2 separate regions of the Homo sapiens genome follow, and region 1 is linked to region 2. A link is an interaction called in ENCODE POLR2A ChIA-PET data of the cell type or tissue named here. Cell type or tissue: GM12878. All regions are shown on one strand. Links, peaks and the distances in the headings refer to the core of each region. The heading gives the core; the rest is flanking DNA. Region 1 overlaps CD58 (CD58 molecule). Region 2 overlaps ATP1A1 (ATPase Na+/K+ transporting subunit alpha 1).

The links. ChIA-PET counts read pairs that join two places held together with the same protein. Peaks named below come from ENCODE experiments on the same cell type or tissue, not always from the same donor. Only the 100,000 strongest peaks of a DNase experiment are listed, where the experiment ranks them.
Region 1: POLR2A ChIA-PET joins it to region 2 with 7 read pairs; 2 of 35 experiments call an interaction of 5 or more read pairs at or near these places.

Annotation. Positions count from the first base shown.
Region 1 is chr1:116,537,680-116,550,539 of GRCh38, forward strand. It overlaps CD58 (CD58 molecule), which reads right to left. Exons shown (of 6, transcript NM_001779.3): 2 at 6,632-6,925. It overlaps LOC105378925 (a long non-coding RNA gene), which reads left to right and starts at 7,022. Exons shown (of 3, transcript XR_947739.2): 1 at 7,022-7,145; 2 at 9,199-9,281; 3 at 12,706-12,860. RefSeq lists enhancers at 907-976, 7,034-7,263. In GM12878, for the core only: no CTCF peak of the experiment used is centred there; no DNase peak of the experiment used is centred there; H3K27ac peaks cover 2,500 bases.
Region 2 is chr1:116,386,008-116,394,402 of GRCh38, forward strand. It overlaps ATP1A1 (ATPase Na+/K+ transporting subunit alpha 1), which reads left to right. Exons shown (of 23, transcript NM_000701.8): 4 at 1,281-1,484; 5 at 2,124-2,237; 6 at 2,631-2,765; 7 at 2,895-3,012; 8 at 3,432-3,700; 9 at 4,206-4,404; 10 at 4,775-4,884; 11 at 6,847-6,981; 12 at 7,524-7,716. ATP1A1-AS1 (ATP1A1 antisense RNA 1) reads right to left here. Exons shown (of 3, transcript NR_027646.1): 3 at 6,858-7,019. Among named protein-coding and RNA genes, the nearest start is that of ATP1A1, 17 kb to the left of the region's middle. RefSeq lists an enhancer at 4,219-4,278. In GM12878, for the core only: no CTCF peak of the experiment used is centred there; no DNase peak of the experiment used is centred there; H3K27ac peaks cover 1,001 bases.

The sequences.
Region 1 (12,860 bases), core at 3,773-6,272, 150 kb after region 2:
TGCCCTTTAAAAGCCTCAAGGCTAATTACTTTGTCCTATGAGTCATTTATTTGTTAATTCATATGCCTTCTTGCGTCTCAGCTACCCTCCAGCAATTAATCATAAGAGGCCTGAGGAAACATGCAAAAACATATGTAATATACAACAATGGTCATGGTAGCACTGGGATAATAAAGTATTGATACATTATAAACGTCTACTAAAAAGAGCATTTAAGTAAATTTAGGTTCACCAAGATAATGGAATACTATGTTGTCATTTAAAATGATGTTTTCTAAGACAAGTTAATGCTTATGCTCCAATTATAATCTGAAAAATAAAAGCATTTAATGGTTCCCCCATCTTCTCCTCCTCCTGAATTCCTTCTCGCTCAGTTAAATAAAGTACCCAGCCTGCCTTGGTAGAAACCAGAGTCACACACTGACTTCCCTTTCTACTTGGGGCTTCCTAGTTTTTAAGTTTAATCTAGCTCACACAAGTCCTTACATACTTCCTTAAGATTTTCTTTAATTAAAAAGACTTTTAATCATCTTTTAAGCAGTGGAATTTCTCAGAATTAAATCTTCAGTGGCAATCCAATCCAATGGATAAGAAGTTGCTCTAGTTGACTCAAAATTGAAAGCCTAGAGCCCTGCTCTCCTAACTTCCTCTGGTCCCTTTTGCCCACCCCACCCCATAGCAGCCCTCAGGGGACTTCCAAGGAACATGCATCCCCAGAATAGTTCAAAAATGCCTGTTCTCAGTATTTCATATACTTATGCCTGCCTCTGTAACTAGGCTGGGCATTTCTCAGGGGCAGAAAACCAAGCTTTCTACCTCCTTAGAAATGGTCCTTTGAAGCATTTCTCAAATTTTAAGGTGCCTAAGAATCACCAAGGGTGCTTGTTAAAAATACAGATTCCTGAGCCCCACCATCCCAGGTGCTTCTGATGTATGTGGCCTGTTTGTTCTGTTGCAGATTCTAATGTATTGATCTAGCTCTGCCAATGTCTAGTCTTTCATCCAGCACTTTCTGAACTGAACAGAGGTGCATCATCAGCCCCAGAGACTGTGTATCTTTGGAGGGCAAAGACTAGGTATGACTCACCTTTCAACCACAGCACATGACATAATGCAAGGCACACAGATGGCTCCTCACAAGCAGTACAGGACAGATGGGGAGACAGATGGATAGAAGGATAGATTCAGAGAGACAGTCTTCAAATAAAATGTAAATTCTTCTACCCGCTATCTCCAAAGAGGTACAGTATGGTGTTTAGCATGGACTCAGAAGCCCAGCTGCCTGAGTGCATATCCCAGCTTCATGACTAAGAGCCATTTGACATTGGGCAAGTTACTTAAATCACCTTGTGTCTAGGTTTCCTCCTCTCTACAATAAGGACACAAATAGTACTTACTCTATCAGACTGTAATGAGATTAAATGAGTTAACACAGATAATAATCAACATATGAATTAACATGTAGTGCCTGCACAGAGTAAGTACTTAACAAATGCTAGCTGTAATAGAGCACACGGCCATTGGCTGTGAGTTTCCAACTCCAGGAAGCCGAGGCTCCCCGGAGGGTATGTGATATGATGAGAAGAGTCACTGAGTAGGAGTTGGGAGGTTTGATCAAGCCTTAGCCTTGGCCTGCTGTGTGACCTGGGGCCACAGTCCTTTTAGGAGCTGGAAGAGTTTTAAGAAAGCATCCATCCAGGTCTCTTGTTCTACTTACAGAGAAACGGACTCCTAAACTGTCTTATTTTCATCTGTGAAAGGGAATGCTGTATCAGGTCACTGTAAAGGTCAAACAGAATATGACTGAGTGCCACATGCAGGGTTTGTAAAAAAGAAAAGAAAAGAAAAGAAAAGAAAAAAAACAGAATATGAAAGTAATTTCAGGGGAAACATGAAGAAGTGTTAGTATTATCTTCTAAGTTGCTAGAACTCCCTTGACTAGGTAGAAGCTCTTTCTGGCTATCTCATTACACAACAGTTGCCAGATGGCAAAGGTAGAAGTGCCTATCCAACTCATCTAAAAGTGTGCAAGCCTTTCTGCAGCACCTAGATCACAGTTTCTACACCTCAGATCTTTTCCTTCTATAAATCTTTCATATTTTCTTGCTGCCCGTGGGACTTACCACAGCTGTATCTAACAAATATTCGTTATACCTCTACTTTAAGCAGCATTAAACTGGCAAGAAATGTGCCTACTTCCTCCCTAAGACAATTAGTCAATTTATAATTAATGAATTGAGTTCACTGCTGTGTAAAAAATGAGAATTTCTTACACATATCTGATGACATTTTATAGAAATATGTGTATATTTTCACGAATTTTAGTAAAGGTCAAGTATCAATCCAGCCCAGTTAAGGACAGGGCAGTTAATTCTACTTACATAAAAATCATCATCTGAGATGTGATGAAGGTCCATAAAAAGATGGGAAAGGACTAATAAACCTCAGAAGTAGAAATTTTAAGGGGACTTTTGGGTATGGAGGAAAGCCAGATCTCAATGTACACACAGAAGGAAGTGGATGCCCTGAATTTAGGAAGTGCCAGGAAATCCCCCTGTCCAAAATATGCTCACTGGAAGTCTCCTATTAGGTCTGGTGTCTCTAGAAGATTACCAGGTTACTAAAACAAGTGTTAACATTACCTCAAGGAAGTATGACTTCCTCTTTTCTTAAAAAAAAAAAAAAATAGTATGACCAATCATTTTATCATGCAGATGTGAAACCTAGAGTCATCTTATGTCTTTTTACAACCAAAACCTACATCTTGCAGACTCTTTCTTGGACCCTCTATCTACCTGGATGATAGTAGCTTCTAACTTGACATCTCCTCTCTTTAATCCATCATAAGTATGCACCATCACATTAATCTTCCAAAAATGTATTTTATCAAGTCACTTCCTTGCTCCAGTATAGGACACAATGGCTCCCCACTGCTACAAGCTGATGTCCAGACTCTCAAACCAGGACTTTAAGTCCCACACTCAATACTATCAATATCACTGCCTCCTGATCAAAACTCACCTCCCCTGTACTTTACTCCTCTGCAGGCTTCCTAAGGTCTATCCAGTTGGTCTGACTAACAAAACCATACCTTTGCTGAGGTGCCATAGAATATTTTATTTAATTAATTTATTTAGCTAGTTATTTTGAGGCAGGGTCTTGGTCTGTCACCCAGACTGGAGTGCAGAGGTGCAATCATGGCTCACTGCAGCCTCAGCCTCCTGGGCTCAAGGGATCCTCCCACCTCAGCCTCTTGAGTAGCTGGGACTACAGGCATGCACCACCATGCCTGGTTAATTATTTTATTTTTGTAGAGATGGAGTCTTGCTATGTTGCCTAGGATGGTCTTGAACTACTGGGCTTAAGCAACCCTCCCTCCTCAGCCTCACAAAGTGCTGGGATTATAGCCTTGAGCCACAATGCCCGGCCTAGAATATTTTAAATTATTTTAAAACAGTTCATCAAGTTTAAGAGGAGAAATTTATTCAAATGTTTTGAATTAGTTTTACAAACTCTATAAAAAGGGCTCTTAAAATGTGTGATCTAAATTCTGACTCAATCCTCTTGTTTGTTGGCCCTATCTATAAATTATCAGATCCCCAATGTCCATGTTTCAAAGATTCTACTTTTTCAAGGAAATCTTCTAAGAGGATACTTTGACATCTTAGCAAGCTGTATTTGTCTAAATAGAGTCCACAGGGGTCAGACCTCACATAGCCTTGCAAGTCGCTTTACACATTTTAGCTTTAACAGAGTTAGATGGGGCCATTAGAAAGTTCCACACAGATGAGTGACATGATCTGACTTCTGTTTTAAAAAGATCATTCTGGTAGAACCAATACAACTTCCTGGTAGAGTGAATGTGGTATTCAAGAAAAAGAGAGGTATCAAGGATGACATCCCGGTTTCAGACTGACCAGCTGAAAGGATGGGGCTGCCATTAACCAAAAGGGAAAAGATTTGGGGAGGAGCAGCAGGTTTTAAGGGGAAGATAATGAGCTTACTTTTGGACTTGTGATATTTGAAAGGCCAATTAGATGTCTGACTGGAGAGGTACACTGGGCAGTCAGGTATACACATAAGGAGCTCGGCGGGGTACTCTGGGCTAGAGCTCTAGATCTGTACATTATTAGCATTGAGATGATATTTAAAGCCCTGACATGGGATGAGCTCACCCACTGGCTATGAACGCAGACAGAAAAGGAAAGAGACCTAAGGCTTAAGCCTTGATGTTTCCAGTGTTAAGAGGTTGGGGAAACAAGGAAACTAGCAAAAGAAGCTGAAAAGGAATAGTCAGTGTGTTAGAAAGAAATGTGAAGCCAGGCACAGTGGCTCACACCTGTAATCCCAACACTTTGGGAGGCCAAGGCAGGTGGATCACCTGAGGTCAGGAGTTCAAGACCAGCCTGACCAACATGGTGAAACCCCATCTCTACTAAAAATACAAAATTAGCCAGGCATGGTGGTGCATGCCTGTAATCTCAACTGTTCAGGAGGCTGAGGCAGAAGATTCACTTGAACCCGGGAGGCATAGGTTGCAGTGAGCTGAGATCGCGCCATTGCATTCCAGCCTGGGCAACAAGGGCGAAACCCCCTCTCAAGGAAAAAAGAGAAAGAAACATGAATAGGGTGGTATCCTGGATGTCAAGTGAAGACAGTACTTGGAGGAGGGAGTGATCAGCTATGTCAAAAGCTGCTGAGAAGTCAAGAATGACATGGACTGAGAATGAACCACTGGATTTATTAACAAGGAGGTCTAGAGGAGTTTTGGCATAGCAGTGCAGATGAAAGCCTATTTGGAGTGGGTTAAAAGTGAATATAAGGGATCAGAATAAGTGAATATGGACAACTTCTTCAAGGAGATTTTCTATAAAGTGAAGACAGCAGGTGGTGGTGGCTGGAGGGGTACAGGGATCATGAGAAAGTTTTAATGACAGTATATATGTATGCCACTTAAAATGAACCATCAACTTATGGGGGAAATTCTCATCAGGAGAGAGTGGGTAGAAGCACTAGGGTGATATTCCCGAGGACGGCAAGAGGAGGTGGGATCCAGGGCACACGTGGAAAGTTTAACTTCAGGTGAGAACTCAGAAAGTCCATTCATATCAGGAGAGAAAGCAGGGCCTACAGGCTCAGGTATGGGTAGGAAGGTAGGCAGGTGGTGAGAGCTTGTGGAAATTGCCCTCTGATTGCTTATTCTCCTTAGTGAAATAAGAAGCAAAGCCTTCAGCTGAAGAGTCAGTCTAGAGAAGGAGGTATTCAAGATTTGAGGAGAGAAAAAGTAACTGCTAGGAGAGTGGGTAAGTGAACAGGCTAGGAAATACCAACTTAATTGAGGTAAGTGATTAGAGAAATTAAAAGTGCAGGACTTTGTAGGGTGGTGTATTTTTCTGCAACCACATGGGTGTGAGCACAGAATAGGCAAAGCAGCGGACTTAATCTAGCTGTAATCTGGCCATGCGAGTATGACAAGCCAGCAAAGGAGCAAGGAAGCTAAGTGTGTCTGCAACGGACTGAGTCTAGTGAGTGACAACAGCACTCAGGCTGAGTAGGGAGGGCAGCAGGGACATCAGGTGTGTGAAGGACTGTCAGCATCAGCATCATCAAGGACAGGGCATGGTGGTCAGAGTGAGACACCTGACATTGAGGTAATGATGAGTTCTCGGTTACATCCATGGGTAGTGGGTAACGTAGAGGAAAAGATCCTTACAGGAGAGGCGATCAAGGACAATATTGAAAGAATTTTAATTTAAATATTGCAACCACCAAGACACCAGGAATGTCAGAAACAATGAAAATGAGGCAGGCCTTAAAATGACCAAGAAACACTGGCATGTGAGGCAGGGGCCTATACAAGACTGCAACACAAAAGGGGCTTTAGAGACCAGGGAGGAGTGTCAGTGAGAAGCAGGGAGAAATGTGTCCCCTCTCTCTAGTTTCAGTTTAAAATGGTGCAGGAGCTGGGTGTGGTGGCTCATGAGTGTAATCCCAGCACTTTGGGAGGCTGAGGCGGGTGGATCACCTGAGCTCAGGAGTTTGAGACCAGCCTGGCCAACACAGTGAAACACCATCTCTACTAAAATACAAAAATTAGCTGGGCATGGTGGTGCGGGCCTGTAGTCCCAGCTACTTGGGAGGCTGAGACAGTAAAATCACTTTGAACCTGGGAGGCAGAGGTTGCAGTCAGCCAAGATTGTGCCACTGCACTCTGGCCTTGGTAACAGAGTGAGACTCCTTCTCAAAATAAATAAATTAATTAAATAAAATGGTGCAGGAGGAAAAACAATCTCCCCGCTGTGTGGGGAAGCAGGAACTTTATAGAGTAACATCTATCAGTGGAGCCCAAAGAGTTCTAAGCTAACTGCTGTCACTACATCTCTTTCCAAAACATTCCTAGTAAGACAACTGATACTGTTCTCCCCACCTTGGTTAGATTCTCTCCTCACCCAGAGGAATGACAAAGGAATTGAAAGTAGCTAGCTCCTCTATACCAGAAAAGGAGAAAACCCTGACAACAGGTAACATCTAATTCTTTTCTCATAGACCATTAATTTGTGCTAGTCTCTGAAAACAGACTAAAAAAATGGAAATTTGCCATTTTAAACAAATCAACTTATGGAATACTCACCAAGCACATAAAGAAAGAACTTCATGGTATCAGTAATATTTGGCGATTCCATTTCATACTCATCTTCATCTGATGATGTTAAGTTGTAGATAGTGAGGCTACCTGACACAGTGTCTAAATAAACCCTATTTTTAAAAGATGAGAAAGCTCTGAATTCAGAATTTTCCAGTTCTGCAACTTTATCCTTTTGTTTTTTCCATAGGACCTCTTTTAAAGGCACATTGCTTGGTACATGGAAAGTTACATTCCCATACACAACACCATATATTTGTTGGGAAAAACAGCTGATGAAACCTAGGAGAGAAAAAAAAATTGGTTAGAAAAAACAACATGACTTTGGTGGCAGAAATTATTCATCAGGTACTTTTTGTGCTAAGCTGACAAACTGCTGACACAAAATACAGGAAGTAAGAACATGTTTGACCATGTGGAGCTTACTCTTTAATAGAAAACTGGGACCTGCATAAATCCAAGAAATGGACCCGACATTCATGGAGCACCAACCATCTGCCAGGTAGTACGGGCTGGGCTGGGAATATGGGGTTGTTCCAGGCCCTCCAGGAGCCTCACGTGTGGAGAAGACAGGGAGCAGGCTCTACATCAGGGGCTGCATGAGGGGAGCTGCCTGGTCTAGGGCCTCCCCAAGGAAGTCATGCTGGAACTGACATAACGTGCAAATCACTGAAGGATAAAAGGCAGTTAGGCCGCAGGGCTGGGTAGGTGAGTGGGTGGGGAGTGGAAGAAGAGATGATCATACAGATATATAGGAAGCAGCACCCCCAAAGGAAGGCCCTGAATGGAGAAAGAGCATGGTGTGCTTGAGGATACACACGTGATTCCTAACAGCTAGAATGAGGAGGGCAAGGGGTGGCTGGTGGGGAACAAGACAGACAAAGGCCAGCCCACAGCCTATGTGTGCTAAAGTAAGGAACGCTAAGGGTTTGGACTGATCCTAATGGAGAGGAAGCCACAGAAAGGTTTTTAACAAGACTGGCCTAACATAATTTAAGTGTCAGCAGGCTGACTGTCTTTAGAGTAGAGAGCGGCTGACAGGGGCCAGCACAGAGGCAGGGAAATTATAATGAAAGTCAATGCTGTAGCAATGAAGTCCATGGACAGGACAGACCAGAGCAGGGTGTTTGTAGTGGGGACAGACAAGCGGACAGACTCAGGAGATGCTGGAGAGAGAAGTCAACAGGATTCAGTGATGAGGGTGGGGGAAGTGGATGGGACTGTCAGGTCTCCTTGGCTGACTGAGAGGCATCATTAACTGAGATCAGAAACAATGGCTGGGAAGCAAGTCGAGGGTGTGATGAAGATTAAGAACTCAGGGATTGGGTGCAGTGGTGGGTTGGAGCCAGGTCCACCTGCCCTCATGAGCCAATTGTTAGCATCTCTGCCCAGCCCTATTAGGGAACATCTAGTAACAGCACAGAAACTGACTAATGCTTCACATCAGAACCTCCATACCAACCTAGTTGTTAAACATTTATTAGAACCACAAGATTGGGATATTTTTGATACCCCAAAGTGGGTTTAAATGCATCTTGCTCTAGGACTTGTCTCTTGTTAAGAGAGAACAGCAGCTGGGTCCTGTGGTTCATGCCTGTAAGTCCAGCATTTTGGGAGGCCAAGGTGGTTGGATTGCTTGAGTTCAGGAGTTCAAGACCAACCTGGGTAAAATGGCGAAACCCCATCTTTACGAAAAGTACAAAAAATTAGCTGGGCATGGCACACACCTGTGGTCCCCAGCTACTTGGGAGGCTGAAGAGGATTACTTGAAGCCATGAGGCAGAGATTGCAGTCAGCCATGATTGTGCCACTGCACTCCAGCCTGGGTGACAGAGCATGACCTGTCTCAACAAACAAACAAAAAACTGCAGCTATTTTAAGTTAACATTAAAGAGCAATTAAAATTTGACTGAAGTTTTTGCCTAGTAGCAATTAGGGTAATTGAAATAATACAGGGGAAATCAAGAACACTGAATGACCAGTTGTAGACAACTGTGTTAGTAATTTCAGATAAGAAGCAAATATCACCCATTTGTTTATCTACAAGGACTTTTTAGAACCCATCTCCCTTAATTAAGGGGAACTGCCCTCAAAAACACACCAGCATCTTTCCATTGCTTTGCCGATTATGCATTATTTCCTCCACTCAACAGAGTATGTGGGAAGGCACAAGAAAAAGTACAGAATTCAAGGGGTGAGAGTCTACCACACACAATAGTGGAAACTCAAAAATGTCTTATAAATGTAAATGAAACAATGAGTGATAGAGGGCAGGGTGGTGGTGAAAGAGTAGGTATGAGATAAACTGCCATACCCTGGCGGCATGAAGATGTCTTTTGTCTTTCCCAGGGAGAGCTGATGTATCCTGGGCTTGAGAACAGTAGAAGAAAGTAGTCAGGAATGGAGCTAGTGGTGGAGGGAAGTGAGGGTAGAGAAAGGGGAGACTGCAGCTCAGAAGAAATCAAAGTACAGTTGACCCTTGAACAACATGGGTTTGAGCTGTGTGGGTCCACTTACATGTGGATTTTCTTCCGCCTCTGCCATCCCTGAGATAGCAAGACCAACCCCTCCTCCCACTTAGCCTGCTTTAACGTGAAGATAATGAGGATGAAGACCTTTGATGATCCACTTTCACTTAGTAAGTATATTTTCTTCCTTATGCTTTTTTTTCTTTTTTAAATTTTTTTATTACTATTATCTCAATAGTTTTGGGGGAACAGGTGATGTTTGGTTACATGGATAAGTTTTTTTTTTTTTTTTAGTTATTTGGGTGTGATTTCTGAGATTCTGGTGTACACTGTACCCAGTGTGTAGTCTTTTATCCCTCATCCCCATCCCACCCTTCTCCACAAGTCCCCAAAGTTCACTGTATCATTCTTACATAGCTTAGCTCCCACTTGTAAGTTAGAACATATGTTTGGTTTTCCATTCCTGAGTTACTTCACTTAGAATAATGGTCTCCAGTTCCATCCAGGTTGCTGTGAATGCCATTATTTTGTTCTTTTTTTTTTTTTTTTCTTTTGAGACAGAGTCTCGCTCTGTCCCCAGGCTGGAGTGCAGTGGCGTGATCTCGGCTCACTAAAAGTTCCACCTCCCAGGCTCACGCCATTCTCCTGCCTCAGCCTCCTGAGTAGCTGGGACTACAGGCGCCCACCACCATGCCCGGCTAATTTTTTTTTTGTATTTTTAGTAAAGACGGGGTTTCACCATGTTAGCCAGGATGGTCTCGATCTCCTGACCTCGTGATCTGCCCGCCTTGGCCTCCCAAAGTGCTGGGATTACAGACACGAGCCACCGCGCCTGGCCTATTATGTTCCTTTTTATGGCATATTCATATATATATATATCTCCCACATTTTCTTTATCCACTCATTGATTGATGGGCATTTATGCTGATTCCATATTTTTGCAATTGCGAGTTGTGCCACTATAAAGATGTTGTGTGCAACATGTTGTGTGTTGTCTTTTTCATAAAATGACTTGTTTTCCTCTGGGTAGATACCCAGTAATGGGATTGCTGGATCAAATGGTAGTTCTACTTTTAGTTGCTTAAGAAATCTCCATAGTGGTTGTACTAGTTTACATTCCCACCAGCAGTGTACAGGTGTTCCCTTTTCCCACCACACCCATGCCAACATCTATTATTTTTTGATTTTTAAATTACGGCCATTCTTGCAGGAGTAAGGTGGTATTGCATTGTGGTTTCAATTTGCATTTCCCTGATAATTAGTAATGTTGAGCATTTTTTCATATGTTTGTTGGCCATTTGTATATCCTCCTTTGAGAACTGTCTATTCATGTCCTTGGCCCACTTTTTGATGGGATTGTTTGCTTTTTTCTTGCTGATTTGTTTGACTTCCTTATAGATTCTGGATATTGGTCCTTTGTCAGATACATAGTTTGTGAATATTTTCTCCCACTTTGTGGGTTGTGTGTTTACTCTGCTGATTGTTTATATTGCTGTACAGAAGCTTTTTAATTTAAGCCCCATCTATTTATCTTTGTTTTTGTTGCATTTGTTTTTGGGTTCTTGGTCATGACCTTTTGCCTAAGCCAAAGTCTAGAAGAGTTTTTCTGATGTTATCTTCTAGAATTTTTATGGCTTCAGGTCTTAGATTTAAGTTTTTGATCCACCTTGAGTTGATTTTTATATAAGGTGAAAGATGAGGATCCAGTTTCATTCTTCTACACCTTATGCTTTTCCTAATAAGTTCTTTTCTCTAGCTTAATTTAGTGTAAGAATACAACATGCAATGCATATAACATAGAAAATATGTGTTGTTTATGTTATTGGTAAGGCTTCTGGTAGGCTATTAGCAGTTAAGTTTTTGGGAGTCAAGAGTTATACATAAATTTTTGACTGCTCAAGGGGTTGGTGCCCCTAATTGCCATGTTGTTCAAGGGTCAACTATAATTTTGAACTAGAAGAAACTCTAAAAATTATTTAGTCAAATTACTCCCATTTCACTGGTGAAGTGACAAGACACCAAGAAAAATATAAGGCAATTTTATTGAATGCTTACTCTCTGCTGGTTATATGTTCACATTGTCTTGTATTCCTTTTTATCCCTCTCCATGTCTACCTGCAGTAGGTGTTATTAACCCCATTTACAGGTAGGAAAGCAGGCTCCAAGAGGCATATCACCTTGCTCCATGTCTCTCAGCAAGTTTATGGCGGCACAATGACCAGAACACACATTGTCTGACTCCTTGGTCAGTGCCCTTTCAGAACAGCGTGGTCCCACATTCAGGATGGGATTCATTTATTCATTCACTCAGGAAATATTCATTGGGCATCTATTCTATATAAGATCCTTGAGAACAAGACAGACACCGTCCCTTCCTTCTTAGAGTTGACATTCTATTAGGGGAGGCAGAATTTACACAAATAATTAGACAATGCCCAACTGCAACTGTGATAATTGCTGCTAAGTAAAAGCATCAGGTGTCAATAAGAACATTTACTTAGGGAACTAACAAGGGGTTAGGGAAGGCAGTTCCCTTCCCTAAAAGAAGTTCTGAGGCACAAGCAGCAGTTAACTATGCCCAGGAGAGCAGGGCAGGTCCCCATTAAGAGAACAATTATGCAGACCTTGAAGCAGGAGCAATGGCATGAGAAAAGTAGCATAAGCCGAGCTGCATACACAAGCACAGCCAGCCCTTGCAAGGCATCAAACAAACACAATTCTAGTATTGAAGTAAAGAAAGCCATAGAAGAGTTTCAAACAGGATGGGGACAAAATAAGAGTAACTCTTTCTTTAAAAAATGTATTTTAAAACATAAATTATACATAGACACATACATACAACTTTACACTAATGAAAAACGATCATATAAGTATTTTTTCAGTCCTCTTATCTGGGTGCCTTACCCACTCTCTTAACCCCATAACAATCTCCAGTTCTATAATCTACATTAACAAATCAGAATACATCTTTCAATATTTTTCTCTCATATAGTCAAATAGATACAAACATGTATCACATATAATGGATACACACAGGTATAGCTTGAAGATACCGTGGGTTTGGTCCCAGACAACAGCAATCATGTAAATATCAGAGTAAAGTGTGTCACACAAATTTTCTGGTTTCCCAGGGCATATAAATGTTATGTTTACACTATACTGTAGTCTATTAAAGTGTTCAATAGCATTATGTCTAAAAACACAATGTACATATTTAATTAAAAAATACTTTATTGCTGAAAAAAAAAACATGCTAACAATCATTTGAGCCTTCAGCAAGTCCTAATATTTTTGCTGGTGAAAGGTCTTGCCTCAATGTTGATGGCTGCTGACTGATCAGGGTGTTGGTTGCTAAAGGCTGCAATGGCTGTGGCAATTTCTTAAAAGAAGACAATGATGAGTTTTGCTGCATCAATGGACCCTTCCTTTCACAAAATATTTCTCAGAGGCATCCAATGCTGTTTGATAGAATTTTACTCACAGTAAAACTGCTTTCAAAATTAGAGTAAATTTTCTCAAATCCTGCTGCTGCTTTATCAACTAAATTTATGTAATACTCTTAACCCTTTGTTGTCATTTAAACAATGTTCACAGCATCTTCACCAGGAGTATAGATGCCATCTGAAGAAACCACTTTCTTTGCTCATCCATAAGAAGCAACTCCTCATTGGCTCAATTTTCATCATGAGATTGTGGCAACTGAGTGACATATTCAGGCTCCACTTCTATTTTTCTTGCTATTTCCACCC
Region 2 (8,395 bases), core at 3,869-6,368:
CCCAGCTACTCGGGAGGCTGAGGCAGGAGAACTGCTTAAACCTGGGAGGTGGAGGTTGCAGTGAGCCAAGGTTGTGCCATTGCACTCCAGCCTGGACAACAAGAGTGAAACTCCATCTCAAAAAAAAAAAAAAAAAAAAAAAAAAAAAAAGGAGAGAAGAACAAGGTTGAGAGCGTTTTTCTTGACACAAGCACTTTAAGCTCCAAGAGGAGGCCTCGAGTCAGCTCAGAACAACATGCCAACAGTGACTCTGTGCTTACTTTGTGCCAGGCAGTCTCTAGCCACTTCACATCTCACTTAAGTTTTTATTAGAGTCTTAATGAAGTGTGCTCTCTCCGACCTATGCCCATTACTCAAATGCTGCGGGTCTATTTCTTTACTTATAAAATGAGGTTAATAATGCCTAAAAAAGGATTGTCATGAGAATTAAACAAGTTAATTAAAGCACTGAATTCAGTTCCTGGCATGTAGATAGCACTCAAATGTTTGGTAACATGAGCACAAAACACAGATAAATAGATACTTTAGACAAAAATATTTTATTTTTTTTTTGACTTGTTATTTTGAGAGTATAAAAGTGATCATATTTTCCTCTCTTAATGAGAGCTTATATGTAATTGCCTGCTGTCAGTGAATCTTGGGTTTAAGGCCCATTAGAAAAATAGCAGGCTTTAGTAGAGTGGTTTTTTCCAGTGAGTACTTTTCAGTCAACAGGTTTATTGGGAGGTGGCTAAAATGCACATGGAGGTGAGCCCTTCCCTGCCAGACAAGCAAAGAATCAAGCTGTATATTTAAAACTTGGCTGTTAACCCAAAGGATTTCTACAGGAAGTTTTTTTCTCCTTTGATGTTTGTAGAGGGGTTTTTTTTCCCCTCCCGACAAAATCAATACACAGAAAACCCAAAGCTCTTAATTTGCAAAACTGAATGGATTTGTGAAAATAGATACCTTTTTGGCAGAAATGCAATTTGGCATTAATCCCTTGATCTAAAACTTAGAAGAAACCAGGCTGAATTCAAATTTATTGATGGATCAATTTAAAGAGTTTTAATCTGGGTGTTATGAGTTCCTTGGGCCTATTGTTTGCCTGAACCCTGTGGGGACTGGCTCATCAGCAGAATTATTCATGGAGGAATTTGCTAGGTTTTACCTTGGCTCTCTAGCTTGGGACATTTTGTTTCTTCCTTAAATCCTTATTGCAACCGTCCAGCTACCAGGTAGGTATATTGCCTTGTAAGTGCTGGTACAGTTTGCCTTATTTATATTCCACTGCTTCTCAGGGATTAACATCTGCTCGTGCAGCTGAGATCCTGGCGCGAGATGGTCCCAACGCCCTCACTCCCCCTCCCACTACTCCTGAATGGATCAAGTTTTGTCGGCAGCTCTTTGGGGGGTTCTCAATGTTACTGTGGATTGGAGCGATTCTTTGTTTCTTGGCTTATAGCATCCAAGCTGCTACAGAAGAGGAACCTCAAAACGATAATGTGAGTTCTGTAATTCAGCATATGGATTTGTAGTACACATCAGATATCTTCTCCGTCTTTGTCTCCCACTTCTTCTCAATTACCACTCATTACTTAATGGTTATGAACTCATTACTTAATGGTTATGAACAGCTGTTGCCTTCAAGGCTCATCCATTCTTCCTTCGTTTCCATTTCCTCTCTCTACCACCCACGTTGTAGATGCTCTTACAAGTGGGATGCCCACCTGCATGTGCTGCTGTGAGCAGGCAGCTCTGCTCAGGCCCCGGCCGCCACCCACTGGATGGCAGAGCACAGCGATTCATGTTGGCACATCCACCTGTCCAGAAATGCTTGGTGGCCATTCTTCAAAATCCACAAGTTGGTTGAAAAACAATCTTTGTTTTATAAAGCAGGAGAAACTGATGCATCTAGAACCTTTCCAAACGTCCAGTTAGTGATCAAGTGTTGGTGTGCCTGACTCCATTTCTGACCCTTCCTGTGTGGTCTTTAGAAGGATAAATAAGAAAACATGAGTTCTATATTTCTGAAATCTTGGTTTCTCTATTAAAAATCTGTTTTTTATTCAGTCAAAAAATTAATTGAATGTCCCTAATTATTGTGTAGAGCCACGGGCCCTAACTTGTCTTTTCCCTTCCAGCTGTACCTGGGTGTGGTGCTATCAGCCGTTGTAATCATAACTGGTTGCTTCTCCTACTATCAAGAAGCTAAAAGTTCAAAGATCATGGAATCCTTCAAAAACATGGTCCCTCAGGTACCAGACGCTTTGTCCTTCCCCAGTGGATGACTTGACAGCCCCAAGCATGTCAGCCTGTGAATTAGTGTGAAGTTAAGGTTTTCCAAGTATTACATGACTCATCAGAGAGATGGATGTCTTCTACCCCACCCAAAACCAACCTATTTTCCTTCTATCCAAAAAGTGGTAGCCTTTCTTTTGAATGTAAACTCTGAATACAGGCACACCATGTAACAGCAATATCTCTTAAACTGGCGAGCAAGCTTTTGTAACTTGTGTAAATAAAAAAGTGAATAATATCTTTGTTTTGTATTCAGGTAATTAGGATTATGACTATTTTTATTTTCTTGTTTTGGACACTACCTTCTCTTTGTTGGTATACTAACGGTGTAAATTGTTTCTTTTCCAAAGCAAGCCCTTGTGATTCGAAATGGTGAGAAAATGAGCATAAATGCGGAGGAAGTTGTGGTTGGGGATCTGGTGGAAGTAAAAGGAGGAGACCGAATTCCTGCTGACCTCAGAATCATATCTGCAAATGGCTGCAAGGTAGCTCTTTTATTTTAACAAACCTCATAGCTAGCTCTGCTGTTCGGGCAGCTTGATTTGAGGGGTACAGTAGCCCATGATAAGGCTGGTGTATTCACATGACATTTTTCTTCTTTTCCTCACATATAGGTGGATAACTCCTCGCTCACTGGTGAATCAGAACCCCAGACTAGGTCTCCAGATTTCACAAATGAAAACCCCCTGGAGACGAGGAACATTGCCTTCTTTTCAACCAATTGTGTTGAAGGTAGGCCATTTTTGGGCACTTTGAGCATGGCGTGGTATTTCTCTTGGGCATTAACAAAATCAAAACCATAGGCACAATCTCTTGTTTTATTGGCTCCATTTCTGAGAACTTGTGTCAAGCACAGAGCAGAGGTGTTTTCCTAGCTGGCAGGAAACCTTGTGGCAGTTTCCCTTCCCTCCACCTCCACCCTGCCTCTTCTGTCAACAACACCAGTCTGGCATGGGTGTTGGAGCTGCTGTCCTGCTACTGGAGAGAAGTCCCTTTGCCAAACAGCATGTACAGCCAAAGAGCTGGCCCTTAAAAAGTGCTTTTATCAACTCTTTTTGTTTTTTTAGTCATCCTATGTAATTGTGTAAAATCCGTGGCTTCCTTCAGGTTAGATACAATTAGGTACAGTTCTCCCTCCCCTTCTTTTTAAGGCACCGCACGTGGTATTGTTGTCTACACTGGGGATCGCACTGTGATGGGAAGAATTGCCACACTTGCTTCTGGGCTGGAAGGAGGCCAGACCCCCATTGCTGCAGAAATTGAACATTTTATCCACATCATCACGGGTGTGGCTGTGTTCCTGGGTGTGTCTTTCTTCATCCTTTCTCTCATCCTTGAGTACACCTGGCTTGAGGCTGTCATCTTCCTCATCGGTATCATCGTAGCCAATGTGCCGGAAGGTTTGCTGGCCACTGTCACGGTAAGAGGCAGGTGATGGTCACCCTGACTCAGATCAGCTTGCACGAATGTTACACTCTTCCGCTATCCTATTCTAAGGTATTGCCAACTTATGTTTTATTCTGGATGTTTGATATAGTTCTTCTTGAGAGCCACATCACGTGGTGAATTTTGACAGTGAGAAAACCTCAGCATTTGTTTATACGTAAGATAACCCCAAAGCATACATTTTGCTTTTAAATTATCACGTGGTCCTGAACAGTGCAGTGGAGAAAGGAGAAGAACTTGGGATCAAGTAGGGGGATAGAATATGGTAGAATCCTGTTATTATTTTTCTTAATAGATTGCTTTTCTGGAAGGAAGGGGAAGCCTCATGTATGGGTTCCCCTTATTATTTCTTCAAACTTCAGAAGAAGGTTGGAGAGATTTAATTTTAGACAAATTTCTTCCACATTAGGATATAGCAAGAATCTGTATAGAATTCCAGCCTGGTTGAGTGAAGTAATAATCTTCCTAATATTTTTTAGGTCTGTCTGACACTTACTGCCAAACGCATGGCAAGGAAAAACTGCTTAGTGAAGAACTTAGAAGCTGTGGAGACCTTGGGGTCCACGTCCACCATCTGCTCTGATAAAACTGGAACTCTGACTCAGAACCGGATGACAGTGGCCCACATGTGGTTTGACAATCAAATCCATGAAGCTGATACGACAGAGAATCAGAGTGGTAAGGCCAGGGTTACCACACACCTCAGCCACCTGCTGACTTCGCTTGGTTTTTTTTCTTTTAAGAAATTGCATGAAATTTCTTTTTTTTTTTTAAGCTCATGGCAGCTTTTTCTTTCTTTTTTGTTTTTTTTTTTTTTATCATTTAGTGAAGAGTCAAGGGTATGGGATATTGATTTTTTGCATGTCAGTAGAAACTTTAAATTGCCCTACAAACGTGACTGAAGAATGCCTAAAATGTGATTGGTTTCATTAATTGGGAAATGAGATGTATCACTGCAGATTTCTATGGGACTTTAATAGGAGAACTGAGAACACAGCCTTTGAAGTTAATGCATTGTTGTTCTGTTGTGTTTTCTTGCCTCCATCAGGTGTCTCTTTTGACAAGACTTCAGCTACCTGGCTTGCTCTGTCCAGAATTGCAGGTCTTTGTAACAGGGCAGTGTTTCAGGCTAACCAGGAAAACCTACCTATTCTTAAGGTATGCTCAAGAGTTAACTAATGGAGGGATGTAGACAGCACATGAGAACTGCCATTTGAGTGTTAAAAGTAGCAAATTACCTTTGTGGTCTGTGTGACTGTTCACTGTAGAACACCTGGAGTGGTCTGTGCAGTACTTTGCTGTGTGTAACTTACATTGTGTTGCCTGTAGATCCTGATGTATTATAGGACCCCCTGCTCCATATAGGTTGATTAAAAAGGGAAGATGCAGTAAAAATCTGACCAAAGTGGGAGGGGAGGAGACGGAAGACAGTCTTTATTGGTGAAAAACCTAATTCATCTGCTTTTACTACTCTTGAGTTTATATGTTATCACCTAACCTAGTGGACAGTGAGAGCTGAGGGCTGCAGTGACTCCATAATCGTATTTGCATATTAGGATACAGTAGATTCCAGTAACTCCTTTAAGCCATTTATTTTCCTGAAATAGCTCAGCTTATCTTATCTTATTGGTTCTTAGCTTGTTTACTAATGATGTAAAAATAAGCTCCAGGCCAAAATAAGCCCAGCCTTAGCCTGTGGAATTCTGATGCAGTTTGAAATGATTGAGATTTTACTATGCTGCCCAAGTGAAGATGCAGTCTCAGAAGGATCATGAATTGTACAAAGTCCTGTAGGAGAAGAAAGCTATGTGAGGCTCTCTGGGTCCCACATTCTCTGTGAAGCTGCCTGTAGTAGTTGTGGGTATAAACTAAGTTGCCAAAGGGAATATGGCTTGGATGTAACTCAGATGCCTTCTGTGATGAGGATAGGGTTCATTTATTCTGCAAAGGAGATTTTCTTGGCATTGAATTGATGTTGATTTGAGGATAATGTTGTGTATCTTGAGGATAAAACTTGAGATAAATGTTTCATGTTTTTCTTTACCTCAAAGTGGAAATGTTCTAGGCTTTGAGCATCAGGTCCCACAAGTATCAAATCTTTCCTGATTAAAAAACCCCAGAAAGGTAGCAGAAGCTGTATTCCAAGTATTTCTGGAGTTCGGCCATGTTGATGGCATTATTACTAAAAAGCGGGGAGGGAGAAGCAGCCCTATTCTGCTTTTATTAAAAATGGCTTTTATTAAAATAAGTGGCTTTTATTTAAAATGTCCCCCACTTATTTTGTGTTTCTTTCCAAACCCAGCCAACTTTCTTGCTCTGTGGAGCTGCTATACTTCTGAGCATTGATCTGTTCATCTGCATATGCAGCCTTACATGTTAAGGTTCTAAAAGGTTTACCTATATAAAATTTGTTTACAACTGAAAATGCTTTCAGTATGTCAAAATATAAGTGTGTCATCATGTATCATAGAAAATATGTGTGTCACTGAAGCATGGGCTTTAACTAAAATGTTACGTGGTTCGATTTTATTACTGTTGGAGTTGGTAATAGCTTTCAGTTCACATCCTTCAGGCCCAGTTAATTTTGCACAGTTATGATTAGAATGCACAGTCTTCTACTTTGCCCTTGACACAGGCAGCTTGTCCCCAGTCCTGAGACCTTAAGCATTTTCTTACGAATTCTACGGTAATGAAAGGTGCTATAAATGTTTAATCTCTCACTTGGTATTTTCAGATAAGTAACCAGAAGTAGGTAGTTGGGAATAGCATTGGCTTTGAGACTTTTCAGTAGGCCAGGGGAAGATAGAAATAGACTGCAGTAGGTTGGAAGGGTGTGTTAATACCTCTTCTAGGGAAGGTGACACCTTCCCACACCCTTCTTTCACTAGAAGCTGCTGTGGGGTGGGGAAGGACGTTGGGGTTTGAGTCTGAAGCACTGTGAACAGCAGTGGTCGGGGCTAGAGGGACTCCTGTCCCACTTAACACCGCTGCTTCCTTCTTGCCCATCCTCTGCTACCTCTGACAAGATTGGAATGTGTCTTGAGTTATTTTTCCTGTTTTTTAGTGATGCCTCAGTGAAATTTTTTGGAGATAATTTACAGATGATGTCTCTGTTCACAGCGGGCAGTTGCAGGAGATGCCTCTGAGTCAGCACTCTTAAAGTGCATAGAGCTGTGCTGTGGTTCCGTGAAGGAGATGAGAGAAAGATACGCCAAAATCGTCGAGATACCCTTCAACTCCACCAACAAGTACCAGGTCTGAAGATCGATGGGTACACGGAGGGCGAGGGCAAGCTGGGGGACAAAGAGGGGAGGTACATGAGCAGGAAGAGGAAATATTCTCCCTTTGGAGTTTTATAAGCTTTAGCTTTAAATTTTGCCCTTGATTACCATAGAATGCCATAATTTAGTTGAATATCAGCAGGATAAATGAAGCCTCTTGCAAAACACTGTTGAGCCCTTTTGAATACTTGTGGTTTGGGGTGGGTGTGGGCATGTGGGGAGGTGGCTGGAGGTATGTGTACACAAGTGTTCCCCAATCCCTGTGTTCTGAAATTTCGTATGTTCTTTTTTAATGTGAACAAATGTCAGGAATTTATGAATATATCATAGTGCTCATTTTTTTTTTTTTCTGTAGCATTCAAAGTATGTTACAGGTGTAAGATACTTCAGAGTTCAGAAAGAAGGGATCTTGGGTCTTTTATAGCAAATACTAAATAGTAAGTGAAGCTTTGTTTTCCACCATGGACTGCCACACATCCAACCATCCAATGTTTATGTCTCAACAATCCTTCACAGTTGTCTATTCATAAGAACCCCAACACATCGGAGCCCCAACACCTGTTGGTGATGAAGGGCGCCCCAGAAAGGATCCTAGACCGTTGCAGCTCTATCCTCCTCCACGGCAAGGAGCAGCCCCTGGATGAGGAGCTGAAAGACGCCTTTCAGAACGCCTATTTGGAGCTGGGGGGCCTCGGAGAACGAGTCCTAGGTATGCAGATAACCTGGTAACAGAGTGCCTGGGCACGTTTTTATCCAGTAACCTAGTCTGGTAGACAGTTAACAAGTGATCCTATGAACCTCTATGTCTTGTTGACCTTCCTCTACATCTTTTAGGGGCAATCCTCCTATTTGTTTATTTGCCCCCTATTATTTTGAAAACAATAAGTGCTGAAGAAATGTTCAGCGTATTGGGCTGTGAGAAACAACGTCCTGATGGTTTGCTTCTGACTTGTACTTAGACCTTTGGTCTCATGCTAGTCAGTTCTGTTTGTTTAAAAAAAAAAATGGTGGAAGAATATCTTTCTTATCTAACCTTTGTTGCTGTGGACATGACTTATAAGCCTAATTAAAGTTAATTAATTCTTAGTGTGTCTAAGTTAGACATACTATTTCCTGACTGCCTTGGAATGGGTGTGAATTTACATGAGCACTTATGTGCTCAGCTTAGAAACTAGACTAACGGTAAACTTTTAGTCTAAGATGCTACCTATTTTTTTCTACCCTGACAGCTACTGAGGCTGAGAAGTTCACTTTACCCATTGTCTAATGTATTTGGGAAAGTGGCATTTATAATACTTTGTAGGTTGACAGATACTACATTCATTATTTATATAATGCTTCCTATTCTTCTTAACTTGGGTAAATCTAACTCATGGTATCTTTCGTAT